Regions from separate parts of the Mus musculus genome. Here region 1 is linked to region 2. A link is a loop called in an ENCODE intact Hi-C map of the cell type or tissue named here. Cell type or tissue: left cerebral cortex. All regions are shown on one strand. Links, peaks and the distances in the headings refer to the core of each region. The heading gives the core; the rest is flanking DNA.

Evidence for each region. Hi-C counts contacts between places; a loop is a spot of excess contacts. Peaks named below come from ENCODE experiments on the same cell type or tissue, not always from the same donor. Only the 100,000 strongest peaks of a DNase experiment are listed, where the experiment ranks them.
Region 1: it touches region 2 in a loop (5-fold over the local background); 3 of 42 quality-filtered maps call a loop at or near these places.

Annotation. Positions count from the first base shown.
Region 1 is chr5:149,618,414-149,626,413 of GRCm38, forward strand. It overlaps Hsph1 (heat shock 105kDa/110kDa protein 1), which reads right to left. Exons shown (of 18, transcript NM_013559.2): 11 at 6,556-6,764; 12 at 5,052-5,183; 13 at 2,133-2,270; 14 at 1,464-1,589; 15 at 548-655; 16 at 333-452; 17 at 1-135. Among named protein-coding and RNA genes, the nearest start is that of Hsph1, 14 kb to the right of the region's middle. In left cerebral cortex, for the core only: no CTCF peak of the experiment used is centred there; DNase peaks (open chromatin) are centred at 3,984, 5,617 and 5,882; H3K27ac peaks cover 417 bases.
Region 2 is chr5:149,202,052-149,212,091 of GRCm38, forward strand. Uspl1 (ubiquitin specific peptidase like 1) reads left to right here. Exons shown (of 9, transcript NM_001115149.1): 7 at 2,218-2,343; 8 at 7,592-7,749. Among named protein-coding and RNA genes, the nearest start is that of 2310047D07Rik, 22 kb to the right of the region's middle. In left cerebral cortex, for the core only: a CTCF peak has its summit at 5,437; DNase peaks (open chromatin) are centred at 3,454, 5,487 and 6,074.

The DNA.
Region 1 (8,000 bases), core at 1-8,000, 420 kb after region 2:
TCGAACAACAGGGTCTTGATCAAGACTTCTTTTAGCCTGAGCATTCATGACATTATTCATCCACTCCATCACCTCATTAACAGACTTCTCAACCTTCTTCATTTCTGATTCATCAATGTGGTTGTATTTCTCATCCTGGATAGAAAATACACAAGACACTCTAGAGAATATTGAGAGCTACATCTATCTACTCAGACCCACTTTCCCTAAGTTCAAGTCTACCATCGTCCCAAACACCGACAGTTCCTCACTAAGCAACATTTATTCAGCAAGGATCCTAGGCCACATGTTGGCTAAGTCAGGTCACTCCCTGGGATGAGAGCATCACCCACCTTGCCTCTGAAGTCCGCTGCAATCTTGGCATAGTGCTGCAGGCGCTGCCCCAGCTCCTCCAACACTTTCGGTCGTTCCTCAGCTTCTTGAAATCTGACTTTAACAGGAGTGCCCATTTTCTAAAACAGAATAGGGTAAATCGCCAGACTTACACTTTAGTAAACACCTATGGCTTGACGTGCAAGCTGAATCATTTAGGGAGAACAGGACTTACCATCAGCTCTTCCAACTTGTCAATGTATGCCTGCTTAGCCTGGTCCTCCCCTTCCTCATACAGCCAGTCTTCCGTCTCTGTTAGAAGCCTCAAGAACTTCTCATGTTCCTTTACAGAAAGGACAACAATTAGTGGCAGTCAGTCTATTTATTTCAGAGGTTCTTACCCCAGGCACGCATTTCCGCAGTGACCCCAGGTAGTTCAGGGGAAGTCACTGGCTTCTCCCTTCACATTAACTACGGTCCTGTGACCTCACTACAGACACTGGGATCATGGTCTTACACAATTTCAGCACAACACTTCTGACTCATAATGCTGTACTCAAGAAACCCAGCTCCAGGTCATCTATACACCCAATGCTTGGGTCACAGAGGGCAACTGTGTCCCCAACTCCAAAGCAATCATCTCAGTTATGGCAGGCACAGGTGGCAACCAAAGCCCAGTGCAGCACAGCCCGGGGGTCGGGTCGGGTCGGGTCGGGCTAGAGGGTCCTAACCCAAGTCTAAGCCACTCCCTACGCCGTACCAGGCTCCAGGCTGCCGTCCAGTCGCCTTCCCACAGTCGTGCTTCTGGATTTACCCAGAGCTTCACATGAGGAAGGAAAGGGACAGTGCTGCGACAGTGCTGCTGAGTGACACTGTAGTGGTGTCACACGGCGAGGCGAGAGAGTAACAGACAGTTGCCTGACAACATCAGCACAGAGGCACAAGGATCCCTATTTCTCTTTATGTCCCCCATGTCACAGACTCCAGAGCAGATGTTTCTGGTCTCCCCCTGGATGGTGACCACTGCTGGAAAGACATGCAGCACTCACGGCAGGTGAGCCTCCCTAGGGTCCTGCTCATTTTATTCTCACCTGACTCCAGTGAGCACAGGCAGAGCGACTACTAAGCCCCGCTAGCAGAGCCAGATGTACCTGCTCACATATGAATTTCTCATATGGTCCACATAGCTTGTCCCTGAACTCATATACACACTCCTCCACGGCGTTCTTGGCGTCGTTCCGCTCCTTCTCCAGCTTGTCTTGCATGATCATCTTGCCCTGTCAGGAAAGAGGTTAGTCAACATTCAGAGATCCAAACCACACCTCAACAAGTGAAGATTATAGAAAGACCAGCTCACTCTATACCTCATAAAACTTTTTCTTCAAAACCTCATGGTCCTTAGATTCATATACACATGTGGACACTGCTTTCTTATACTGTTAGGCCACACCATATTTCATCACACTCTTACATTTAAATAATGAGGACTTTTTATTATACTTCTAAATTCAGTGCGCATCTCAGGAACAGTGGACCTTGATTGCCCTCAGTCTCTTGATTGTGTGTGGCCTGCTTCCCACAGTGCCTGTGCAAGGAATCACTTCAGAGGAACACAACAATTCTCAGCCACACACAACATAACTCCCTATACAGATCTCACATACAAAGCCCAGCCAACTCCACTGAATTAAGCAGACAGATCCATCCTTTTGCCTTTATCTCTGAAATAATTTAAAACTTAACACCCGGTGAGGAATTAGTCACTTATCCCTGCGGCATGCAGAAACAACCAAACAGAAGTATGTAAGAAGAGCACTTACCTCTGTCTCAATATACATGTTAAGAAGGTCTCTCCCTAACTGCCATACCAAGTTGGCTTCTACAGGCAGCTCAACATTTACCACCTTTATTTTAGGTTTCTTGGCTTCTGGAGGCTGATCAACTTTCTTTTCATTTGCCTTAAGGGTTAAGAAAAAGAAATTATCTTAATGTTTAGAAAACAAAAACCTACCATATTTACTGATGATCTCTCTTTACTCTCGGACTCTCACTCTGATGCTGGAACTATCAGTGTCTACACCCACCTTGGACCTTGGACTACGGCAGTAACTCAGTGTGTCGTCTTTTTGCATCAGCTCACCATCATCTTCTCTAGTCACATTAATCTTTGGTCTTTTCCAAATCCCTTTAAACTCAAAACTAACTTATCTGCTTTTCTAGTATAGAATCTTCGAGTAACAACTCCACATAACCTCAGACCAACACTAGAGATATCAGACTTTATTCAGGTCCCAGGCAGTACCCACTCCAGTTAGGACGAGTGCTCTCAAGAGCGCCTGCCCACCTCCTACAATGCTTATTTCTCTGCTTATTAAGTGCAGAGGTACCACCTGCCTTTCAGCCATATCATTTCTCATTTGGGAATTCGAAGACAGCCAGGTACAGTTGTCATGCCCGTCACCGCAGCACTCAGAAGTCTGCAGCTACGTGTTTGAAGCCAGCTTGGGCCACATAAAGAGATGGAAGGGTCTTATGACAGCAAACAGGATGATGTGGCAAGTGACAAGAGTATCCCCAATCCAGAAAGCTCTTAGATCTGAATCTGATGCTGGTATGTACCCGCCATGTATAGAAAACGCCACAGATGACTGCACGTGATAGGTAGGTCACAGCTAAAACACAAACACCCCAAAAACACTGCAGAAAACTGGCTTCAGGCTTCACAAGGAGTATAGAAAACATCCTAACCTTAAAATGTGTCATTGTGAATGTGACTACTTACTAAAAAGAAGACACCAGCAAATATTTTGGATTTCAAGTTATATAAATACAAAGCTGGAGAGGTATCTGCTTTGGCCTTTAATTTTTCAACATCCTTGACTTCTCAGGCTCTTGTCCCACGTCCTGCTCCAACTGATACACAGCTGAGGAGACTCAGGTGCAGTTTACTGAGGATGAGCAAGGCGTGCAGCTCACCCCAGCAGGACTGCCTCGGCTAGCGTGTCACTACGGGAAGACCTGTGACATCCCACCAATCCTTGCCTCTCTCTGGGAACTGGAGCTACAAGCTGCAGGGACTATGAAGACACACGTGCAGTGAGTGTGCCAAAGATACATACAGACTGCAGTGGACGGTGCAGTCAGCTACCGTGCCAAAGCATCACAGCCTGAACCACAGAGAAAGATAAACCCGCTGTCTAGCAAGACACAGGCGTGCAACTCAAACTCCAGGAACAAAATTCCGCTAATCCCTGACCAAACCAACCAACACGAGCACAACGCAGCACTCAATACAGATGAGCAACCCGCCAATGCTGGAGTGACCGTCCCTCACTGTATGAAGGTGTGTCCCGGCATTTCAGTAGCTGGTTGCCGTACCAGCAGAGAGACCAGTGCTGTCAGGACGTTGGTACTGTCATTTCTATGGCCCATCACCAGTTTTCTATTTGTAAACGCTGGTCCTTCCTCGACTGGCCAGAAGATGAAGGCAGGCCAGGCAGCAGCCCTCAATTCATAAAGGCAACCTGAAACGGAGTGGGCATGGTCTCCCTGCTGATTGGTTTACACTGGAATGTGGCTTTCTGTATAATAAAGAACTGACAGCCTAGAGCTGGGGCAGGAAATGAGGGAGCAGCACTCCTGGGGTGAGCAGCAGACAGCGGAGGGAGTGGGAGGGAATGGAGCGGTAGGTAGGCAGTGAGAACCTCGTGGGGAGACAGGATGGCCACTGAGAGATGGACTGCCCCAGCAAAAGGCCGACAGCTTTAAACTATACAGAAGTCTCCATCCACAGCTTAATTATGTGACAAGCAGGATCCTTGAAAGCCCGGCAATATTCCAAGAAGTGTTTAAGGGCAAAAACCCAATGTCATTTTCTAGAAAGGAACGAAAATGATCTGCAGAAGCCTGTAGACATTTTGCCCTAAATCAAAGGGAATGTTGTTGAAATGTGAGGACCCATTTTCCAAATAAATACTATCACCTCGACTCTTTTCTAAGAAGAAAAAAAAATACACTAAGGGCCACAAGATTAATCAGGACAGAGGAAAATAAAAACCTGGCAGAAAATCCATTCCAACCTCCAGCTTCCCTTCTGTAACTTGCCCGAGTGAAGAAGGTAAGGTATTCTGAGAATTCGAGAGGAAGCCAGACTCTGAAGGACAGTTAATCATTTATTCACAGCGTGCAGAGACTGAACGCTGAAATACAGCTCAGGCTAGAAACAGGCTTCTCACTGTCAACCTCATCACCGGCTTTAAAGGTCTGATTACAATCTGGCATTATCTCAAAGAGCACAATAGCTTTATTTAGCTTCCAATATTAGAATAATCACTTGGGAATATAGATATTACCAGACCATTAAAATTAATTCAAAATTGACAGATTATTTGAAAAAAGGAGAAGTTTACTATACTCCTAAAGCCTGAGTATTAAGCACTGGGATGCATCTTTCTGCCTCTGTCCTTTAGAACACATCAAACCTTTGCCTTTGGCTCTTGTCTTAGAGTGGCAGTTATTAAGAGAAGCTTTGGGCTCTAAAGGAGAGCAATGGTTCCCTGCTTAAGTTTGAACACTCCTTCTAGCAGGTTTTTAGCTGAGTAACACATGTAGAAAAGGAACAGAGAAAAACCCTACAGCCCCATAAGATCACCGGATCCCTCTCGAAAGCACAGGGTTAAACCACCAACCACCACACACTGCAACACCGGCTAATGCAATGAACTGGAAGAGTCACTCACTTTGTCAGCATCTGGGGTTTTGCTTTCTTCTGAGGTAAGTTCAGGTGAAGGGGGAGACTGTGAGGTTTGTTGACCATCAGTTTGTACCTGGGGCTGTGTTCCAGCTTCACTGTTGTCTTGCTGGATATTTTTCTGAAATGAAAGCCCAGGCACAAAGGATGTAGAAAGCAGGTGTACTTGTATGAATTTCAAATTATAGGGCACCAAAGACAGTACTCTCAATTTCCAAAATCTTAATAGGTGGGCAGAAAAGAAAAGGTACCAGATAAAAATAAGTACATGAAACTTCAGACATTTCAAACCTGTAAATAATTTATAAATGATGTGCTACGGTTAGTTATATAAGACATGAGGGCTCTGATGAGTGACAATCCAGAGCTCCTCTTGAAGAACCTTTCACCTAGCCCTGAACAGATGCTCACAAGCACAGAACACGGGATTCTAGCCCAGGCTCTTTCCAAATCAAATGTCTGAACTCGAGCAGCAGCAGCATGTACCTTGGTGGTTATCATTCCAGAGTTACAGAAAATGACCACTGCTTAGTCATTCCACGGCTTCTCATTCCATGACTCAGCAATCTTACCTCAAAGGACCTCAGCACCAAGAATCAACAATACCCACTAACAACCTTGCTTAAAAATATATGGCTTAAAAACAAAAGGGAAAGGAAATTATCCCTGAAGGCTCTTCAGTAGCCCCCAGTCCCCAGCAAATGTGTGCCTGCTATCACCTTTCTCCGTGCTAGACGAGGAAGGCTGAACTGCTCTGAGATAAGCACATCCTGCCCACCCTTTAAGACTTCACACACATTTCCTCCCACAGCTTCTAGTCCTAAGGCAGACACTGAAGGCTCCAGGACCTAGCACTAGCCACTCTGTGAACGGTGCCCAGATGAGAACAAACCTAAGGTTCATATGATGCTAAAGCTCCTTCAGTATTTGAGATCTGTGAACACCAAGCCCTTACACCAGCACTGCCTTGCCTGCCTCTTGCTCTAAGCCATTCTTCCCTGCCCCCAGAAATCAACTGCAAGCCTAAGCTGAGGAAATAAGCAGTCACAACTCCACCATTACTGTGCGATTTCTCTTTTCGCCCTCCCAACCCAGAAAATTATGTTAATAAAAACAAGTCCTGGACTGAACACCAGTGCCAATTTTTGCTGTACATTGAAAAGGAATCAAAATTGACTTTCCTATTTCAATTGTTATAGCTGCTTTTAACCAGTTAGCATCTGACCTAACATATATCCTTAAGAATGAAAAGACAAAAAAAAAAGCAACCTTTTCTACTTTGCTCACATACCAGTTTCTTCAAACGGGATTATGCACCTGTTACAATACACAGAGTTCTTATATCCTGCCATTACAATCGGAAGAACTAATTATCATCACACAAAATCCTGATCAATGTTATGTAATTGAAAAAAAAATTAACAGCTACCCTCCTACAGCTTAGAATGAAGTCAATTCTACTTTTGAATGTGACAATTGCTCTAGCAACTTACATCCACATCCGAGCTTTCTGTTGGCCTCTGGTTTGGACATTCCATGTCTGCCTCGAGAGAGGAGCCATCCTCTTCCTCGGTCGGGACCTTCTCCACCATGGAAGCCGTGGAGATGGTGAAGATGCCATGTGTGTTCACACGCACTTTGACCTTCACTCTCGACTTCTCTCCATCTTTCTGTGCAGAAACATTCTGAACAACAAAACGGCCTAGAGCAAAAAGGAACTGCCAGTTTAGAGATGGACTTTTTTTTTTTTTTTTTTTTTTTTTTGTTTTTTGAGACAGGGTTTCTCTGTATAGCCCTGGCTGTCCTTGAACTCAGAAATCCGCCTGCCTCTGCCTGAGATGGACTTTTTATTTCTATAAAGATTGCCAAGAAAATACAAAGGCTAAGAAACCAAATGAGAAAGAAGTGTCCCTCCAAAACTGTTTCCCCACCCCAACCAACTTCCTGTCCCTGGGAGGCACTTGGGAATCTATTAGCAATTCACACGGACATCCTAACATTCATTAAACCTTTTTGGGAGGCAGAGGCAGGTGGATTTCTGAGTTTGAGGCCAGCCTGGTCTAAGGAGTAAGTTACAGGACAGCCAGAGCTACACAGAGAAACCTTGTCTCAAAAAACTAAAAAGAAAAGAAAAAAAAGAAAAAAGAAAGAAAGAAAATCTACGAGCAAATCTACAGAAGAAAGCAAGAACAGGCTACACTCCCAGTCTTTTAAGAACCACTGATCTTCTGATTGAATAATGGAAACTGCTGATGTCATGTTTTAAATAGGGAACAAGAGCTGAAGCTCACATCAACACCTGCAGTGCTACGGTAGCACTACAGCCTTGCAGAGTAATGACTAAGAACAGTCTGAATGCTACTATCATCTGGTCTTCTAGAAACCGGATTCTCAACCTGGGAGCCCAGACCCTTTACAGGGTTACCTAACACCACTGGCAAACAGGGGCATTTACAATTGTTAACAGTAGCAAAGAACTAATTATATGGTGGGGGGATCACAACATGGCCATAACCAACTGTACTAATGGGGCACAACGCTAGGATGGTTGAGAAGTCCTGTTCTGGAGCCACTGTTTATAACAAGTGCTTACTGCAGAGCCTGGTACCAAGCTACCCACCACTAACTAAGCCTCTTGAGGGCTGCTGACCTGGTTCCGCAGGTAAAGCGCTTGCTATAAGATGCTCAATTCTCGAACCTTTTTCCTCTGTGGATGGAAATCTACCCAACTCCAATCCTGGGACCCACAGTGCAAGCACAAAACCAACTTCCAAAAGTTGTCCTATGACATCCATATAGCCACTCACACAATATTCTGAAAAGAGATACTTTGCCAGGCACGGCAGCACATGCCTTTAATAAGAGCACTCAAGAATATATACCAATCTCCAAGACATTCAGGACTCATGGATAGAACCTCCCCCACGTACGTATTTTG
Region 2 (10,040 bases), core at 1,148-9,147:
GGCTGTGTAGCCCGGGTTGGCCCAGACTATAGGTTTTCTGCCTCAGGAAGCATCATGTATCAGCATTTCTTGGACCCCAACACACATTTGATCCTTTTCTAAGAGGGTCTATCTAGCTCAGTAGCTGGGGCTGACCTCAGAGTGCCACTTTCTTGCTCAGCCCTCTGAGTCCTGACAATGGAGGCATGGATCACTGCGATGTCTGCTGTGAGAATGTCTCACTAGTGAGGTTAAAGGGACAGTTTGTGACACAAGAGGCTAGAGTCAACTTGTTGGTCTAAATTAACTTAAAAAAAAAATCTATGGCTTGAAGAATAGCTAAAAGGAGTTGTTAATTTATTTACTGGGAAGTTAGGAACAGATGAGATTAGCACCCTTCACTCTCTGGAAGGTTCTTAGCAGGGCGTCTGCTCTGAAGTCCTTGGCAGTGTTTTGCCCTCTGTTAGAGACAAGGCTTTTGTTTGCTTTAGGCCTCCATCATGGATTTGCTCTTAGTGTATGGTGGCATTTATAGTGTTCAGGAGAGCGGTCAGAGAGGCTGGGTACTTGTCTGCCTCGCCGGTCATTGCTCAGTATTAGCAGGAATCAGGCTGCCCAGTGCAGCTCACCCACCAGCAAGCCTCAACAGTCAGCAGGTAAATGATGAGGAGCGAGCGAGCGGTGCATAGCGAGTCCGTGGGATCTGGACAGCAGGCAGAGCCGAGCCTGGGAGAGAGCTGTAGAGGAGACTCACACTAGGACTTGAAATACTTGTCTACGCCAAGGAGGATTCTGCTCCCAGATTTCCATTGATTTGTACAAGGGGTCAGGTTTTCTGTTCATAGTAACGAGTCAGTAGGAGATCAGGAGACCTCTAGTGTCGTTTCTTGCCTCTGTGATTCCCTGTGCTAAACTCCCTAATCACTACGTGTGTTTTTAATAATATAAACAGGGCTGATGGTTAGAATCAGCTTAATTACAGCTTTTCTAGAATTCACAGGCTAGTGGTTTGACAGCTTTTCATTGAGTGGGTTGTGTGTGCCAGGAGTCACCTAGCCACTGAGAGTGATTTCTGTTGTGGCAATTCAGATGACTGGCTGCTTAGGAAAGTAGTTATGAACTCACTGGCGAGGCCAGTGACTCAGCACTCTGATCTTTCGGCAGCTCTGTGCATAAGAAGGAAAGTGGGCTCTAGCAGTGTTCGCACAGAGCTCAGAAAGCACCCAGGGGAAACCGGCAGCCACTTTGGTTTGCATCTTGTCTTTATTTCTTTAAAACCTGAAACTTCTTTAAACATTCTTTAATCTTTCATTCTAAAAAAAAAAAAAGCAATTTCAGAGTCAAAGCTAAGACAGGATGGCCTTTAATCAGTGTACGTTGGGGTTACAACAACTGGCTTCCTTCTCCTCTGACAGAAGCTAGTCAACTAGTCCTTTCATTTTAGTGCCTCTGGGTTTTGTGCCAGTATAAGGACTTGTATTAGGTTCCGTAGTTATATTTTTGGAGAGCATAAAAAAGCCTGGCCTTTGGAGGCTGGTGGTCCTGATTCAGACCCAGTTTATCTGCCACTCGTTGTTGTATGAAGGCCATGGCACTTGACACGGGAGAGTTGTTTGTCGGGGGAGTGTAATGTGATACTTGCTTTAATGAAAATGTTTTTACTAGAGTTGATGCAACTAAGATTTAGTATACTTGGCTGACGGTTGAAGATGGCTTTTAACTGTCGCCGTTTTCCAAGTGATTGCCCCCACCCCCAGCCCCCCAGCAGATGAAAAGTTTAAGTTTGTATCTGTTTGAAGACAGTACTCTCTTTGTTGTCAGTGATGCTAAGCCACTTTGCATCACAACTCAGCCTGAGTCAGACAGCCTGAGAGTAACAATGTTCACCCAGAGCCTCTGATGGCTCCTCACTAGGTAGCTGCCAGTACATTGGGTATGGAAGCTGGGGACTGATTCTACAATGTGCTAAGTGGAGACCAGGGGTGGCCCTGAAATAACCAGTGTGCTCAGCAGGGCATCAGCAGTGATTCTCTGGAGCATTAGTGGAGGGAAGCTCTGCTGGTCACCCTTCTGTGCATGTCAGTTGGTGTGGAGGCTCCAGTGTCTCTTCCGTGGCAGGGGAGGGCATGGCTGTGCTGATATGGGCGGGGCTGGGAGGCAAGCAAGAGCATGCAGTTGCACGTGTTAACTAACTCCAGCGAAGCTAGCTGAGGGATTCAAACTGTGCCTGTTTTTTAGGTGTGTGAAGAGTCTGGTCACCTTTACCAATATTGTTCCTGAGTGGCATCCACTCAATGCTGCCCATTTTGGTCCATGTAACAGCTGCAACAGTAAATCACAAATAAGAAAAATGGTGTTGGAAAGGTGAGTTTCCATTTACTTAAACATTTTTAGGAGACAGTGAAGATGCATGTACAGTTCCTCGTGTCGTGGGAAGGGAAGTAGTGAGCACCACTTACCCTTCAGAAGTTGGAGTGGACACTTACTTAGGGCCACCAGTTGCTTACCACTGTAAAAACTGAGGGTGGGCAAGCAGGACACAGTAGGCTTCAGGAGGGTGCTTAGTTTGTCTCTTGTAGTGTTTCTCTCATCCTGTTCCCTCTCCCATTGGGTGTACTTTTATGTGCATTTGTGTTTTACCTGCATGTATGTCTGTGTGAGGGTGTTAGAAGCCTGGAACTGGAGTTACAGACAGGTGTGAGCTGCTGTGTGGGTGCTGGGAACCGAACCCAGGTCCTCAGCAAGAACACTAAGTGCTCCTTACTGCTCAGCCATCTCTCCAGCCCCACCTGTGTGTCTTAATGTCTGTTTTCTTCCGGATGTCAATCAGCTTGCTGATACTTCATCGTCTTACAAGCTCCCTGCTGCTGGCTTCATTCTAAACTTCCTGCTGCTGGCCTAGGGTAGGCTCAGAGTTGCCATTCCGCTGACTCCTTGGCAAGCGCTGGGTCAGCTGTCTGTCTGTCTGCTGGGTCAGCTGTCTGTCTGTCTGCTGTAGGACTGGTGCTGCTAAGTGTGTGTACCTGGCCCTATCTGCTCAGGTGCTTGCATGTCCTTGCACTCTGAATGTAAATAGAACTCAGAGTAGATCTGCCCTTGTCGTTTCCCTCTGGTCAGATAGTGTACGTAGTAATAGAAGGTTTTGCTTTCCATTTGCTCTGTTTGCTGAACGGTTTAAAAGCTTAATACTCCCAACATGCAAATGCTTTAGGTCTGTGGGTCCGCCCCACACTGGCCTCTTTGAACTAGTAACTTTGCTGCTGACCTCCGTCCTTCCCTCCAGTTTCCTTTCCATAGCTCTTCTCTGGGCCTGCTACCTAGGCATATTCTCCAGACACGATCTCATCGCCTGGCCCTGGCCTCCCCCCTACGTTCCGCAGCATCTGTTGCATGTAAATACTGAATCTTGGAGGCTGTGGACAGATGAGCTGTCCACACAGTATGCCTGCCTGCTGTGTGGTGCTCAGCTCACCATTCCTCCGTTCTGCTGTGCTGGGTAAAGCTTCTCTCCCGTCTGTCTTTGTACTCTGCTGCTGTTGGGTTTGCTGTCCTCCTCCCTGTCAGCTATTAGCTTGCTTTGTCCCTGCTTCCTGGCTCTCAGAGTGTGAGTGAGGCGCTGCCTTACCCACAAATCTAGTCAGCTTGGCTGCCTGGGCCCAGGGTTTGAGATCTTCGTGTCAGGGCTTCTCTTCCTTAATACCGAGACAGGCAAAGGCAGCTGCAAGGCTGGCTGTTGTCCTGCACACACCTGTGCAGAAGCCTGAGCATCCTGGTGCTTATAAACAGCTTTCTGTCAAGGTGCAGGGGTTGACAATCCGCTAGATTTTATTATGTTGTTTGATCTGCTAATTGACAGCATTGTAACATAAATTTTTTTTTATAAAAGTTATAAAAGTTGTTGCTTTTGCTTACATAAAAGGTTCATGTTCTGATCAGAATGTGTTTCCATTAGATACAACTGTTTTTTAAATTTAAAAGGTCTTTTACATTTCAGTGGATTTGTTATTTTAATGAGCCAATTTTATAATTTGGACATTTCCTATTTTCATCAAAAGTAAATTGAATTTATGTAAAATTATACTTAAAATTTAAATGGCAAGGTATTTGTATAAGACTCTTACAGTTTTCACTCTGAAATTAATACAACTTGACTTGTTGGTATTTAGTATAGATTTTAGGGATAATGTAAGAGAATTTATCAGTTGGATGTGGTGGAACATGCCTCTATCCTAGTACGTAGCAAGCAGAGGAGAGCAGAACTTGTGAATTAAGACTGGTTTGGTCTACATAGTGAGTTCTCAAGCAGCCAGCATAGATAGATAGATGAATGATAGATCTATCATGAGACGCTAAACAAATAAATTCATCATGAGGCTGTGAGTAATTTAACCATATATCATTCTAAGATCTCACAATGTTACGAGTTCCCCCGGGGGCCTTGTCTCAGATTACCCGCATGTGTAATGCATGCCCACAGGGAAAATCTAGTGGTAAGTCATGCCTATTGCATCCAACTCTACCACTTCTCTTTAAGGAATTGTTGAGGAATTCTACTCTGAGGGTGTTGATGTGGACACTTGACGGTCTAGAGTCAGCTTTGAGTTATTGAAAAGAGCCTACAGTGCTTGCCATAGTCTCAGGAGGTCATACATGGTCCGGGCTGGCATTTGAAAAGGTTATTATATTTAACTTCAGTTTTAGCAGCTTCCTGATTGTTCTTGTTGTGTTGCAAGATAGTCTCATTATATAGTCTAGGCTAGTCTTGGAACTTAGAGTCCCTTGGCCTCAAACTCTAAGGACTGAGATAATGAGTGAGTTCCATGGTGTTAGGCACTGACAGTGAGTGCTGCTGGTGGTGCTGGTTTGCTTTGTTTTGTTTCTGGTGGTTTGGTTTGATTTGAGACAGGGTATGGGATCTCTATGTAGTTCTGGCTGGCAAAACAGGGTTTTGTTTTGTAGCTTAGGCTGGCCTGAAATTGTGTATGTAGCTTAGACTGGCCTCGGTCTCAAGATCCATTCATCTTGGCCTCCAGAATTCTGGGACTAGAAGCACAGCCTCATGGCCGAAGATTCTATTTCTCAATTAAAGTCTTTATTTCTTGGTAGAAAATGCTTTAAAGCTCCTTGAATTATCTCCAAAGAGCAGTTGTATCCCTTTGTGACACAGTTGGGCTTTCTGAAGATATGTTTCTTTATGCGTTCATGAGACTGTGGCTTCCAATCATTTGGCTTGCAGCTGATGTGATTTAGGCTTTTTATTTCTTATTATCAGAAAGATTGGAAATGACACATGAAGACTGTTAACTTACAAATGTTTATAGACCTTTTTTCCTGAAACTGATTATTACAGATGTACAAATTTGTAATTGTTAAATGTATATTGTCTAAGATTTGAGTTATTAGAGACGTTTTGATGAAAATCAAGTTTGTGATCCAGCTCTTAGTGTAAGGTGTGGCTGCCCCTGGTGGGTAGTTCTGCGTCTGTAGCTGGCTGTGGGAGTATTCTCTGTGCGTTTCCTGAGATGCTTGCATCCTTCCAAGAGAAAAGCAGCTCTCTGTGAATTAGAAGCAACAAGGGGTGGAGGATACACATTATGCTACTGTTTGTATTTGTGTGTGTGTTTAAAACAAACTCTGCCTGTTGAGGTATGCCAGCAGAGGAGGCTGTCGTGAGGTTGGATGTGTGAAGCCTGGGGAGTTAGTTTGTCTTTTAGAACTTCCCTAGTTATGGGGAGTAGAACAGGTGAGGGGCAAAGCCCAGGACCACAGCCTGTTCAGCACCTGTGAGGCCCAGGAATAGGAGGACGTTCTGAGCATTCACCGGCTTGGCTGAAGTGGGCTGAACCAAACCTTGCAATGAACGTCGAGATTGTCTGGCATGTCCCTTTCCATTAGGCCGTAGAGAGCTGAGGTGTGTCTGTCAGCCTCTGCACAGGGGCTTGCATAGAATCTGTGGAGTCTGGTCTTTCCCCTCTTTATGAGATTTCAGAACAGCTTGGGAGGCATCTGTTTGCATCAGCTGGACTGTGAGCATCGCTGCAGCTCAGACTGCAGGTGGAGTTCATCTTGGCCCATTCCTTTGACTCATTTACCAGGGACTGCTCTAGAAGCCTTAGGATATATAAAAAGAGTGAGGTCTGACAGGCTCTGTCTCATGTATTATGGAATTCTTGCTCATATGTAGTTCCTAAACTTTTTATGTGCACTCGCGTGAAGGGAAGACACAGATTTCTAGTGTAGACTCATGAGATTTTAGGTAAGTAGATGTGTGAGGCCCAGGAAGCTAAATACAAGACGTCTGTATTCAAATATCTTATTAGTAATGGAAAGGCCATAGCCTAAGGCCTGCCTGTTGAGCTGTGAGAACCTATATTTTACTGTGGATCAGCTGAAAGACAGATATGTCATATCCTCACAGTTGGAAGAGTGTACTTTACTGGCATATTTTATGAACAGTAACATCTTGGAATTGGTAAATTAAGTCAGATTTTAAACCCAGGACAAAGAATGAGGTGATAAAAACAGTTTACAGAACTTTCAGGACTTAATTGCCGTTTAATAAGAAATGGACAGGGTGTAATTGACAGATCACTCCTGTCAGAATAATCTCACTCGAATCTGGACATTGATTTGAGTTCATTTTCAACTGAATAAATTTTGATAAGCTAAGTAAGTTTTGACATCTGTTTAAATATTAGGAGAAGGAATAACCACCATTTCTTAAACCCCAAGAGCTTTGTTATTTTAGGCCTATCCGTAGGTTTGTTTCTACTTTGACATGTTACTGTAATAGTGAAGCGTATTTTTGAAATTATGAGCATCTCATTGTTTATAATAAATCCACTAGTGCACTTTATTTTTTTAGGATTTATTTATTTATTTTATGTATATGAGAACACTGTAGCTGTACAGATGGTTGTGAGCTTTCATGTGGTTGCTAGGAATTGAATTTAGGACTCTGCTCTCTCCAGTCGGCTCTGGTCAGCCCCACTCGCTCAGTCCCTGTTCGCTCCGGCCCAAATATTTATTTATTATTATAAATAAGTACACTGTAGCTGATTTCACACACAACAGAAGAGGGCGTCAGATTTCATTACAGATGGTTGTGAGTCATCATGTGGTTGCTGGAAATAGAACTCAGGACCTCTGGAAGAGCAGTCAGTACTCTTAACCGCTGAGCCATCTCTCCAGTCCCCCATGCACTTTATTTATTAAGTTTTTTTTTTAAGTACAAATTTGAATTTATTGGGTCCCCTAATTTCTTGAGATGAACTTAGTGTCTGAATATCTTAGGCATAAGGTTTGCTCTTGCTTTTGCCACTTGACAGAGTGATTGATGTGGACACCTGACAGCAGAGGAGCTCCTCAAGGGCTGGGCTTCTCTCTTCAGAGCTCTGCAGCATAGTTCTCTGGCAGCAAGTTTTGTTTAAGGGTCTTTGTCAGTCCTGTTGCACAGTGGCTCCCAGCTGCTGGCCACCGCTTCAAAGGCTTTAGTGTCACATGCTCTATAGAGCCACTTTCCCTTTCTAATCACGGCACACAGCTGGGGCCACCGTGTCCCTCAACGGAGCCGTGGCATGAAATTGATTTGACTTGTGCCTCCTTTCCACAGAGCGTCGCCCATACTCATGCTGCACTTCGTGGAGGGCTTACCAAGGAGGGATTTGCAACACTATGCCTTCCACTTTGAAGGAAGCCTTTATCAAGTCACGTCGGTAATACAGTACCAAGCAAATAACCATTTTATAACATGGTTTTTAGATGCTGATGGTAAGTGTCTAAACGTTTTCTTTTATGATACTGCACATGAGAAATAGAGCCTTGTGGGGTTTGCTTTGGTTTAAAGACAGATTTCATCTGGACTTTTTCCCCCTTTCTTCTGTATTCTTACTTTTGACTTTAATTCCTGCGCCCACCCCTGTTCCTCTTTCTTAACCGTGGTGTTTTGTGTGTCCTTCCTGACTGCGATGTGTGTCTGAAGGGTGTGTGCACTTACTCCTTGTTTGTTGTCTCTCTTTCATTTGTTTTGTAGACTCTTTTTCACTATGCATCCCAACCGTTTTTTTGTTTTGTTTTGTTTTGTTTTTCTAACTTACCATCAACAGAGCTCTGGTACCCATGGCATCTGGATCATCCACTGAATTTGTTTATGTTGCCTATTTTTCTTCCTTATTATATACCTTCTATGCAAGGATGGAGGATTTGTTAATTGAGCAAACCTACAATAGTGTACTGTTACCCAAAGGCCATACATGATTCACATGAGCTATACAATGTGTGTCCACTGGTGAGTATGTGAAGGGGCCAACATTTATCCACCATTGTAGCACCATACAGAGTAGTTTCACTACCCTAAAAGCACTACTGTCCTCCACCTCCGCCCTTCCCTTCATATATGTTCATGTATATTCACCACCTAAGGAGAAGATGTCTTGGGAGCTGGGAAAATGGACAATTGTTTGCCGTCCCACAGGAGTACCTAATTTATTCCGAAAGCCCGCATACAGAAAGTTGGACGTGGTGCACAGTTGTAATCCCAGAGATCCCTGCAGCTTGCTGGCCATCCAGCCTATCACTCTTGGCAAATGGGAGAGCCTTTCTTCAAAGTAAAGGTGGACAGTGTTAAGGAATGCAACCTGAGTCTGGCTTCTGGTCTGTACTCTCCTAAACACAAAACAAAGAAAGACCATCTTGATTGATTGTTTCCCTGTAGGCAAATATGAGGAACAATGCTCTTGTTTCCACATAAACTTTGTAGTCCGTTTGTTATAAATACTAAGGACTTTGGTTGCTAGGTCAAGGCAGCGTTTTAGTTTTGTGACTGGCAGTTGCTACTGTCCCCATTAGTGCTCACATTAGTGCTCACATTAGTGCTCACATTAGTGCTCACATTAGTGCTCACATTAGTGCTCACATTAGTGCTCACATTAGTGCTCACATTAGTGCTCACATTAGTGCTCACATTAGTGCTCACATTAGTGCTCACATTAGTGCTCACATTTGATGGTGGTAGAGACTTTGGCTGTTCCAATACATGTGTGTCTCTTTGTACATGCGTGCATGTGTGCCTGTACTCCATTAATTATGCATAACTGGTTTTCTTTGTGACAGTTTTGCCTGTATACAATGTGCTTTGACTGTGTTTGTCCCTGCCCACGACCCCAACACTCACCTCCCTTTCTACCCCTTGCTGGTCATGGTCCACTTCACTGGTAGTATTTTAATCTTGTTTTAATGTTTTGCCTTTAAGGAATTAAAAAAAAATCTGTTGGACCTTAGACCTCTATTTGTCCTTAGTCACTATTGTGATACCTTAGAAACTGACTAGTAGTACATAGCATCTAAAGTGGTCTGAAACCCAGCTACAGAAAGGACCTTGTCCATTCCGACCTCCCTCCCCGAGTCTCAGAATTATCTCTAATGGGACCTTTCAGTTTTAAGGGGAAATGGTTTTGTTTTTCATATTTTTTATTGGTTATTTTTATTTACTTACATTTTAAATGTTATCTACCTTCCCAGTTTCCCCTCCACAAACCCCCTCTCCTCTCCCCTCACCCCACGCCTCTATGAGGGTGCTCCCCCACCCGCCTACCCACTCTCACCTCAGGGCCCTAGCATTCCCCTACGCAGGGTCATCAAGCCTCCACAGGACCAAGGGCCTCTTCTCCCATTGATACCGGACAAGGCCATCCTCTTCTACATATCTAGCTGGAGCCATGGGTCCCCCCATGTCTACTCTGTGGTTTGTGGCTTAGTTCCTGGGAGCTTTGGGGGAGGTCTGGTTGGTTATTGTCCTTCTGTTTCTTTCAGTTCTTTCAGTCCTAGTCCTAACTCCTCCATTGGAGTCCCCATGCTTAGTTCGATGTATGGTTGTGTGCATCCACATCTGTATTGGCCAGGCTCTGACAGAGCCTCTCTGGGGACAGCTATAATATGGGTGCTGTTTTGAAGGTGTCTCTAAGAAGACTGTAATAGTGTAAGAGAGCTGTAGGTTGTGATTATCTCCACTGCCTGCTGTAACCATGGTATCTAAAATGGGGACAGAGAGTGTCTGTGCAGTG